3 separate regions of the Homo sapiens genome follow, and regions 2 and 3 are each linked to region 1. A link is a contact called in ENCODE Hi-C or POLR2A ChIA-PET data. All regions are on one chromosome and are shown on one strand. Each heading gives the region's core, a stretch centred on a gene start or an enhancer-like site at or near the end of the contact. The rest is flanking DNA. Distances are from core to core; before and after follow the strand shown.

Region 1 (3,495 bases), core at 764-3,263:
GAATCGGAGGTTGCGGTGAGCCAAGATCATGCCATTTGGGCGGCAAGAGCGAAACTCCATCTCAAAAAAAAAAAAAAAAAATCCACAACTGGCTGGGCACGGTGGCTCATGCCTGTAATTCTTGTTTCGGAGGATGCCTGTTTGGGAGGATCGCTTGGGCCCACAAGTTTGAGACCAGCCTGGGCAACATAGTGAGACCCCGCCTTTACAAAAAATTTAAAAATTAGCCAGGTACAGTGGCATGCACCTGTGGTCCCAGCTATTGAGGACACTGAAGTGGGAGGGTCACCTGAGCCCAGGAGGTTGAGGCTGCAGTGAGCCATGATTGTACCACTACACTCCAGCTTGGGTGACAGTGAGACCCTGTGTCAAAAAAAAAAAAAAATCCAAAATCTCACCCAGACCAATACTGTATCAGAATTATCATTTTAACAATATCTCCAGATGATTTATATGCACATTAAAGTTTGAGAAGCTGGCCAGGTGTGGTGGCTCACACCAGCACTTTGGGAGGCCGAGGCAGATAGGTTACTTGAGCTCAGGAATTCGAGACCAGCCTGGGCAACATGGTGAAACCTTGTCTCTATAAAAAATCCAAAAATTAGCCCGGTGTGGTGGTGGGCACCTGTGGTCCCAGCTACTCAGGAGGCTGAGGTGGGAGGATGGCCTGAACCCAGGAGGCAGAGTTTGCATTGAGCTGAGATTACACCACTGCATTCCAGCCTAGGCAGCAGAGCAAAACCCTATCTCAGAAAATAAATAGTTTGAGAAGCAATCTTTTTTTAAATGAGTGAAGAAATCAGACCTAAGGAGAAATCTGATGAAGCCAGAGCTGAGTTAATATTGATAAATGGATGCAGTCAGGTGGTCTATACTTAATTTTTGGTGAGGGGAAGGGACAGTGGAGGCAGTATTGATTTTGAGGAAGCCAAACAGGACAGCCTGATGAATTCAAGATTTCCAGCATATATACATCTTCACCAATCCCACCACCTTGCTCCAGCCTGTCATATCACTGTGTCTACATAAAAAAAAAAAACAAAAAAAAAACTCCAAGGCCAAACTCTCTGACCTTTCTTTCCTTCTAAAGACCAAGCCCTCCTCACTAGCCCCCTGCCCCTCCTTAGTTAACTGGCAAAGAGATCAAAGGGCAGGCCTTCTGACTGGTGATGCCTCAGCTGTAGCCCCCAAACTTGACTCATCCTTTTATTAGTCCAGGTACCACTTCTTCAGAAAGATGACCAGCCCTCACTGACCTTCCCCTTCCTGCTGTGCTCCAGGCCATCAAGGCATGTGTCACCCAGGCTGGAGTGCAGTGGTGCAATCTCCGCTCACTGCAACCTCCGCCTCCTGGGTTCAACCTATCCTTCCACCTCAGCTTCCCGAGTAGCTGGGTCTACAGGCGCATGCTGCCGCACCCGGCTAATTTTTGTATTTTTAGTAGAGTCTAGGTTTCACCATGTTGCCCAGGCTGGTCTCAGACTCCTGGGCTCAAGCTATCCACCCGCCTTAGCCTCCCAAAGTGCTGGGATTACAGGCCGTGAGCCACCGCACCCGGCCTTGTACTGTTACTGTTTATGGGAGGCAGTACACAGCTGGGCTTAAGGGCACAGTCCTGGAATCAGATGCAGTCAGATTTGAATCCCAGCTTCCCTTCCTGCAAGATGTGTGACTTTGGCTAATCATAGTGCTTTACTATCCAAAAGTTGGCAAGGAATGGGTGAACTAATACAGGATAAAAACGCTTGCCCTACTTCACCTGCCCCCAGCTCCCGGCTATAAACAGTAAATAGCTGAGCTGCTGCAGCACTCAGGCAGGTTGGCCAGCGCTGGGCCAGCAGGAACTGGAAGCTGGTGTGGGGCCTGGGACTTTGGACGCATTTCCAGCTTTCTCTGAACCGGGCTGGCTTCCTAGCAGATAGGGCGGGACCGTCGGGTTGAGTGACGGCCGGTGGCCCGCCCTGGGCGTGACGTTGTTCTAGTGTTGTTGCCAGCAGCTGCACGTGGTCGGCTGAGTCCGCCTCAGACTCAGAGCTGCGCTCCTCGACCTCAACGCCAGGCGGTTACTTTGCTGCTCCTCCCGCTCGCTATGTCAACGTCCACTAGCTGCCCGATTCCCGGGGGCCGGGACCAGCTGCCCGACTGCTACAGCACCACGCCGGGGGGCACGCTATACGCCACTACCCCCGGAGGTCAGCGGGCCGGGCAGGGGTCCGCAGGCTGCGGACATATTAGCGCGTGCGTGTTGTTGCGGGGCGGGGGTAGGGGAGGGACAGACCTAAGACTTGTCCGCAGGCCCCTCTACAGGTTGTAGCTTTGGGGGAGAATGTTTGGAGCGGAAGCTCAGTTCCCAAAAACTTCTAAGTGATGCAACAAGGCCATGAGCCTAGCTTCCGGGTGTTTGGGCTGTAATCCTTCACTGTGGCCTGGGTTCTTGGAGCCTTACACACGCTCCTTACCCCTCGCGACTTTGCTTCCTAGGAATAGGGGCCAGGGCCCCCTACTGAGCGTGACCTCAGCCGGAAGCACCGGGTCTTGAGAAGTGGAGTAGTTAGAACAGTTGGGGCAGTTGCTCCGTTTTTGTGCTGCTGGCTGGCGTCTGTTTGGTTGGGCGAGCAGCCTGGGATCACGAGCTGCTGGGCTCCCGACCCAGGGATTCCTGCCACGCGGAAGCGGAGGGGAGGAACAGGGCAGGACCCTTTGAGGACATTATGCGGGCCAAGTTCCTCTGAGCTAGTGTGAACCTTATAGGACCTGGGAGGGGTCAGGATTAGAACAGTACGTTTCTCCTCCCTGCAGGAGATAGCCCAGGTAACAGCACTGGGTGGAACCCTTCACAACTGCTATTTCACTTCTTGAACCACCTGAGGCTGTTAGTCTAGGTCTCACCTTCACTGGTGAGACCAAAGCAGAGGTTTCAGAGTGGTAGAGGAGCAGCATGAAGTACCTGAACTCAAAGTTTGGTGTTCCTCTTAGAGCCAAGATCTGAAGCTCTCCCAAACATAAAGCCCCTGCCTATACCAGCTGGGATGCCCCCCTTGCTTTATACCCACATCTTGGTTAGGTCTGGAAGATTTTAAGCACTATGAAGGCTTGTCTGCTGAGAACCTAGCTGGGCTTCAGAGCCGATGTCCTTTGATACACAGGGAAATTTGACACCACCCTCACCTCCAGGCCCCAAAAGGCCTGAGTCTGGGACCCCAGTCACCTCGGTACCCAAGCTCCTGACTCTTACCTCAGTCCCAACCCCTTGACAGGCACCAGGATCATCTACGACCGAAAGTTCCTGCTGGAGTGCAAGAACTCACCCATTGCCCGGACACCCCCCTGCTGCCTCCCTCAGATTCCCGGGGTCACAACTCCTCCAACAGCCCCTCTCTCCAAGCTGGAGGAGCTGAAGGAGCAGGAGACAGAGGAAGAGATACCCGGTAAGGAAAGCAGGAATTAAGAATTGTCCCAGCCTTTGAGTTCAAATGCCACTGTGACACAGTGCGG
Region 2 (3,604 bases), core at 546-3,045, 260 kb before region 1:
TAAGACAAGTAAAAACAGACCAAAAAGGGCAATTAGCTATGCCCCAACACCTGGAAGGAAACTGCCTTGTCCCCTCTTCTTCATAACTAAGCCTTACCACACATATTAATAAAATCTGAAGAACTTCTTTTACTCCACTAATTATTAAGCTTATATCCTAATGCGGCCAGCCCAGATAATTTTTTTTTTTGAGACGGAGTCTCGCTCTGTTGCCCAGGCTGGAGTGCAGTGGCATGATCTTGGCTCACTGCAAGCTCCACCTCCCGGGTTCATGCCATTCTCCTGCCTCAGCCTCCCGAGTAGCTGGGACTACAGGCGCCCACCACCACGCCTGGCTAATTTTTTCTATTTTTTAGTAGAGACAGGGTTTCACCATGTTAGCCAGGATGGTCTCGATTTCCTGACCTCGTGATCTGCCCGCCTCGGCCTCCCAAAGTGCTGGGATTACAGGCATGAGCCACCACGCCCAGCCCAGCCCAACTGATGATCTTAGTCTTCAGTAGTAACTTGATTCTTTGTAAAACCTTACTGTATATTTACAGGAAAGAGAGCCCACATTCATGCAAAACAAGGATTAATTCCAGGTCTTTTACTATAGAACCCTTCATGTCTAAAATATTCTTACTGGATCCAAGAGATGGGTGCTATTTCAGATAAGATTATGGTTTACAGAATATTTTTCTCAGAACTAACTCATATTTGTATTTGAAGAGAAGAGTTGTTTTGAACAGTACTAAGTCTCAGTAATGTTATGTAAAAACTATTCTAAAACAAGGTGCAAGAGTCACCAAATTATGTCATGACATGTGTGATTTTACTGAGAAAGTCTTTTAGCCATGGAAATAATTTTTTGAGTAAAATATACATTTTTAAGTAGCACTGATAGCTGGCCAATGAGTACTATTCTCAAATAAAAGGTCATCAGACATCATCTTTATTAGTGTCTGGGAAAATTTCAAAGCTAAGATTAGAGGTCAAGTCATTACTTATGTGGCCTTTAAAAATAAAGTATCTGAACAGATACTAAATCTCTTGAGCAGAAAATAAAATTACTAGAAAGCAAGAACACTCAACAACAAAAACACGTTTTTCCATGACCACATATCCTTTGAGGTAGCTATACTGGACTGTGCCAACTTCAAAGGCCAGAGAGATTCCACCGAAGCTGGCCAACTTACTACTACAAACCTAAGGACATCTCAGCCACGCAAGTTTTAACAAGGATGAATGTTGGGTAAATGCAAATGTCTACCTCAAAGAGTAGTTACACAGTAAAAATTCAAACACAAAAACTTATGGAAAGTTTGGTTTAGTCCTCAATTTAAAAAATGGCAAAGATATATTGTATGAAGACTGGAAAAGGCTCCAAGAAACATCTGATTTCTGAAAAAAAGTCTTTGGAAAACATCTTTCTTATTGTTTAAAAGGGCATTGGATTATCAGATACTATGTGAAGAGAAAGGATTTATCATGATAATATAAGTCTTATCATAAGCAAATATTATGTACACAGTTGCTCAATGTAGAGAATCTCATAGTCATTCTGCCTGATTGTTTATGGAAAGCCAAATAGTAAATAAAGAATTCTGGAGTTCAAAATGTACCAATAAGGAAAAATAAACCATGAAGAGGGAAAGTATTCTCTCATGACAAATAATATGCAGATAACATGCTTAAAATACTCAGGATTATATAACCTGAATTCGAGTTGATGCTTTGCAAAAGGCCTCTTCTTTGACCTGGAAATCAGTGCCACGTGCCTCTGCACTGTCCACTCTCAAGGACTTGTAACCTGCTATTTCACTTCCTCATTTATTTGTAATTATGCCATCTGAAAACATAATTCTGAGACTTTCGGTTTTGATTATTTGAGAAACATCAGACTCCGTTTTCTAAATCATCCTGCAGTTTGGTACAACTTCCACTTTCTTATAACTCAGTATGAATCAAAACCATTGTTCACCTGCCCAAAACACAATCCCAGATCACTTGCACTGCTGCATTTTGGACACAATTTCCAAAGTATGGTCACCTAGACATATGCTATTCAGAAACAACAAAATGCTTATGACGAGTTCACTTTGGGTGGGAAATTTTTAGAGGGTGTCTAAAAACGTATCCTATTAGCATTTAGGTTTCAGGGTATTCACAAATTAAGCAGCATAGAAAAGACATAAGAATGAGCCTATCTTCAGGAGAATGGCGTGAACCCGGGAGGTGGAGTTTGCAGTGAGCCGAGATCGCGCCACTGCACTCCAGCCTGGGCAACAGAGCGAGACTCCATCTCAAAAAAAAAAAAAAAAGAATGAGCCTATCTTGCTTCTTTGCCTAACTCCACTGGTGAGGAAAGTTACTGAATTTTTACGTCGTAATTTTTAGCGTGGAAGCAAGTAGAAATAAATTGAACTTCTTTTTTTAAAATTTTTTTAAATTGAATTTATTTCTTACTTTAATCACTTCCTTAGTAAGGAAGTGATTAAAACTTTATGGCACATCCACATTGTGGACTGCTCAGTGAGTTACAGACTTCTGTTATTGGCATAATGAAGAGTAGATACCCTGAACACTCCTGATTAGAAACAAAGGAAAAAAAAATTTTTTTTTAACATTTTGTTGAACTAACACAAAAGGAAGGATTCCACAAAGGTCCAAAGTGAAGTGAAACTGGGAATTCAGGAATGTAAGACAGCAGTAAATTGGCTTTCATCCTGAGAGTTTATGCTGAATCCTGGAGACCTTAAGTATCCACACTGGCACAGAAATAGGATACAAAACAGGAGATAAAACCAAGGGGGCAGCCAGGCATAATGGCATGCACCTGTAGTCCTAGCTACTCAGAAAGCTGAGGTGTGAGGATTGCTTAAATCCAAGAGTTCAAGTCCAGCCCAGGCAACATAGCAATGCCCCATGTCTAAAAAATAAATAAATTTTTTTAAAAAAGAATGACTAATTAAATAAAAAACCAAACCGAAATTTAAAAAAAAATATTTTTTTTATTGACATGTAAAGATGTCAATATAGTAAGTTAGTAAGTAAGTAAAAACTCAAGTTTAAAAAATTAGCACGTCAGCCAGGCGTGGTGGTTCACACCTGCAATCCCTGCACTTTAGGAGGCCGAGGTGGGTGGGTCACTTGAGTTCAGGAGTTAGAGACCCGCCTGGCCAACATGGTGAAACCCCATCTCTACTAAAAATACAAAAAAATTAGCCGGTGTGGTGGCGGGTGCCTGTAATCCCAGCTACTCGAGAGGCTGAGACAGGAAAATCACTTGAACCCATGAGACGGAGGTTGCAGTGAGCCAAGATCGTACCATTGCACTCCAGCCTGGGTGACAGAGTGAGACTCTGTCTCAAAAAAAAAAAAAAAAAAGAAAAGAAAAAAGAAAAATCAGCATGTCATTCCATTTTCAAGATGAAAAAATATGTAAAATAAAAAAGGATTTACACAAAGATGAAATGGGACTGGAAAAGAAAGAGAGAGCTTTTTAAAATTCATTGCTCGAAAAATGTTTCCTCTTGAATCCTCAATTTTTTTTGCGGGGGGGGGGGGGGGGGGGGGGGCGGGGGAGACAGTCTTGCTCTGTTGCCCAGGCTGGAGTACAGTG
Region 3 (3,271 bases), core at 285-2,784, 490 kb after region 1:
ACTTAGTACTTAGGTTTTAAAAAGATAATTCTTGTTTCTATGGGGAGATTATATTAGCCAATACTACTAGGCACTTGTTTGGATCTTGAAACAACATGAATAAATTTTGGGTGTATGCACTGGAAATTTACAAGTGCTCTTTTACAGGGGAAATGCTACAGAAACACAGGTGTGCTGCAAAACACCATGACAGTGCAATTTATCTGTAAAATTGGCCATGAAACTGTGAGTCAAATCATGCATTCTGAAAAGTGTTGATCTATCTTAAGATATCTTACTGTTGTCCTCTCCAATACCAACTCCAAGGGAATATAATACTATCTTATGAATTGAATTTATTAATAAAATGGTGTCCTTTAAACACAAGCACTACAGAAATTTAATGACTGAAGGAGAGAAAATGCAATACTGCATAAAATTTAGTTTAGTGCCTCCAGAAAAAATTAATTTTACTAGTTTGAAACCGAGTTAGACGAATTCTGAGACATAAATATGTGAAGGAGAAAGGACATGCTGAATTAATGGGAGTTCTGGCTGCCTGCCAGGGGGATTCTACAAAGTCTTACAATACAAAGTAAATCATCCCTCTGGAGCAAGTGGTATGCCCCTCCAGAATGAGGAGGGCTCCGCCCAACAATAAATTAACTTTGTACAGCATGCTTTATTGCTCTGCAATGCATTCTGGCAGGCTTGCTTTCATTGTCTCTTCCCTTGGGCTGGCTTGCTTTGCTTGTCTTTTAAAGATGACTCAGCCAAACTTTTAGTCTTTGCCCTCATCTTCTCCCTTTCCCTACTCCTCATCCTCCAATTTTTCTTCCCAGAAAGGCAAAGCCAGAGCAGAGCCCCTCCCTTTTGGTTATTGTTCCAGCTCACTGAGTATTGGCCCTGAGACGTAAACGGTTTCTTTCCTCTTTTCCAACTTCATGGTTTACATTCATTTTATTAGGCTACCTCTGGCCCTCTCAGTTCTCTGAAGCTAGTGATCCTAAATATCTATGGCGTCTGGGCATGGGGGTGCTTTTCATCCCCGCTTCCTACTGCAACAACCCCTGCAATCCCCTCTGCAGCCCCAAGCAAGGAGATCCGTGTCGTCAGGAGTGCGGTGCAGCCACACATCCAAGGCTGACAGGGCGGGCACTCTGCCAAGTCCTGCGCGCTGCTCGCCTTCCACAACACCTTCCTCAGCTTCGTCTGTATTTGAAGAGCTTAGTAAATTAATTTCCCAGGGGCAGAGAAGGGAGGAAGAGGGAGTGTCTGAGGGCTGAAAAATGCAGTCGACTCGCCCTCTGCTGGTTAAAGATCCGAATTTGTCGCCGCCAAAACAACGGGGAATGAGAAAGCAATCCATATGGTACGGAAAAATTACAACAAAAACTCGGCTTAATTTAACCCACCTGTGAACCTTAACTGCCTACTGTTCCTCTTTAGCGCTGCTTACTTCCCCAGCACTGAGATTTAATTAGATTGATTCTAAACGCTAGCCCCTGAACTCATTTTCATTTGCCCCTGGTTTCTGCCGTTCTAAAACGCAAATAATCCCCACCCACAAGTTCTCTTCTTGTCTAATTAGTCGCTAAGCAACTGAAGATAACAACTAAACCATTACTTCTAGAACACACTCGTGTTTCACTCCAGTGTCTTTGCCTTAAATAGTAATTTCAAGCGAACAACAACAACAAAAAAATCAGCTGCTGTTTGTGTTTCCGAGATTAATTAATTGGAAATCGAGAAAAAGCAAATGTAGTCCGTCCCAGTGCTGGTGTCTTAGGAAAGCTGACAGGCAGCTTTGTGCAAGCCGAGGTATTGGCCGCCATAACGCACACTGACTTTTGTACCGCCTTTGCTGTCTTACGCATTTTGTCGGAATAAACCAACACACGGAGGTTGGGTAATCTAGCCCCTTTACCCTGTACAGCAAGACAGCATTTACGAGTCACTGAGATTCTGGAGAGTAGAGAGAGAAAAACAACCACAGGATTTTGCAATATGGTGTATTATTTAATATCAGTCTGTTCCTCCTCCAGGCTAAAAATCCCAAAACAAGGGGTTCCTACCCCCCTCCACCTCTGGCATTGTAAATTAGCCAGTCACGCGACCCTTGGAACCAGTTGGGATTGGCCATTTCCTTTGTGTGGTGAAAATCTCTGCAGCGAGTCATGGGACCGAACTGGGCGGTGTCGCTGTCCGTGGCCATGGTGCTGAACTCTGGGCGTGGCCAGAGAGATTTCCTTTACATGACAGCTTCCGGTAGGGCGGGGTCGGGGTCGCGTTCCGAAAAGTGGATCCACCTGCCACCTGGTGGCAGATGAGGAAAATGCTATTGATAAAGTGTAAAGGGTTCTTTGGATTAAGACTTAAAACTTAAAAGACACAAATTGAAGATTTGGGGCGTCAGGAAGTGGTTTTTTTGAGAGATCTGCCTATTTTTAAAGAGAAATGGAAAAATTTAGAATTTTCAGAGTGATCTCTCGCTTCTACTCAAAATAATTTACGAATATGTTTAAATTTCTCCAAGCATTTTTTCCAACACATCTTGTAATCAAATAGGTATTTTTAAAGTATCTGTATATATAGGTATTTAGAAATATTTACTAAAACTTCCACAGGGTATATTTTACTGAAAGAAATACTAAGGAAGCACTATGTTGTTAGCCAAAAATATTCCAGGAAGCTTAGCCGAGAGTGCTACTCTGATCTCAGTTTCTGGAAGATGAAAAGTGTGACTATATTTAGGAATTGGTAAGAGGTGGTGGGAATTCTAGGATGAAAACTCTTGTTTTTTATTTTTTCCAAGCCTAATACATAAACTATCAGAGTGCTAAAAATACAGAAAATTTATGGTATGTTTATTACTTTTAGTCTGTGTATATTATTTACACTATTTTACACAGTGATGATTAAGTTACTGTGAATTACATACATCCAGCTTCAGAGGAGGAAACCTTAAGTTGCTTTGTAAGTACAGATCTTGATAAATAGCAAGAAAAAATAGGGGAAATACCTTGTTCAAGTGTTGTTTCAGAGTCTTACTGTATGTTCAGGTGTATGGGTTACAGTGTAAAATCAATTCTAGCAAGTTGAGAGTGAAATAAAATTCTTTCCCAAGCAAACAATCTTACCACTCTCAGAAAAAAGACCCATCCCAGGGCACATTTGGTTTTATAAGTCAACCAGCCCAGTTAGTATTTCCTTTTCTTATAGCTATTTTCTCATTTACTCTTCTATGGGTCTTAACATAGAATAAAAATATAATAGCATAGTTACTTAACAT

What was found. A loop is a pair of places that touch in the nucleus more often than their neighbours do. ChIA-PET counts read pairs that join two places held with the same protein, here RNA polymerase II (POLR2A). Pooled maps may share reads with other maps.
Region 2: a pooled map shows a loop between it and region 1 (2.1-fold over the local background). The contact joins the enhancer-like site here to the promoter of EIF4EBP3 in region 1. A Hi-C loop is called at or near these places in 2 of 50 pooled maps. POLR2A ChIA-PET finds 5 or more read pairs at or near these places in 3 of 52 experiments (MCF 10A, activated CD4-positive, alpha-beta T cell and activated naive CD4-positive, alpha-beta T cell).
Region 3: a map of chondrocyte shows a loop between it and region 1 (6-fold over the local background). The contact joins the enhancer-like site here to the promoter of EIF4EBP3 in region 1. A Hi-C loop is called at or near these places in 1 of 168 maps with a recorded cell type or tissue (chondrocyte) and 5 of 50 pooled maps.

What each region holds. Positions count from the first base shown.
Region 1 is chr5:140,545,649-140,549,143 of GRCh38, forward strand. It overlaps EIF4EBP3 (eukaryotic translation initiation factor 4E binding protein 3), which reads left to right and starts at 2,014. Exons shown (of 3, transcript NM_003732.3): 1 at 2,014-2,192; 2 at 3,258-3,428. The coding sequence starts at 2,090. It overlaps ANKHD1-EIF4EBP3 (ANKHD1-EIF4EBP3 readthrough), which reads left to right. Exons shown (of 36, transcript NM_020690.6): 35 at 3,258-3,428. RefSeq lists enhancers at 961-1,669, 1,670-2,376, 2,137-2,226, 2,377-3,084.
Region 2 is chr5:140,283,061-140,286,664 of GRCh38, forward strand. The region is part of intron 2 of PFDN1 (prefoldin subunit 1); the gene reads right to left. Among named protein-coding and RNA genes, the nearest start is that of PFDN1, 18 kb to the right of the region's middle. Within about 2 kb of position 1,796, at least 4 of the 41 ENCODE cell types and tissues checked have a DNase peak (open chromatin) inside an H3K27ac peak, as active enhancers do.
Region 3 is chr5:141,039,082-141,042,352 of GRCh38, forward strand. No RefSeq gene overlaps it. Among named protein-coding and RNA genes, the nearest start is that of PCDHB1, 11 kb to the right of the region's middle. RefSeq lists enhancers at 1,405-2,339, 1,535-2,938. Within about 2 kb of position 1,535, at least 14 of the 41 ENCODE cell types and tissues checked have a DNase peak (open chromatin) inside an H3K27ac peak, as active enhancers do.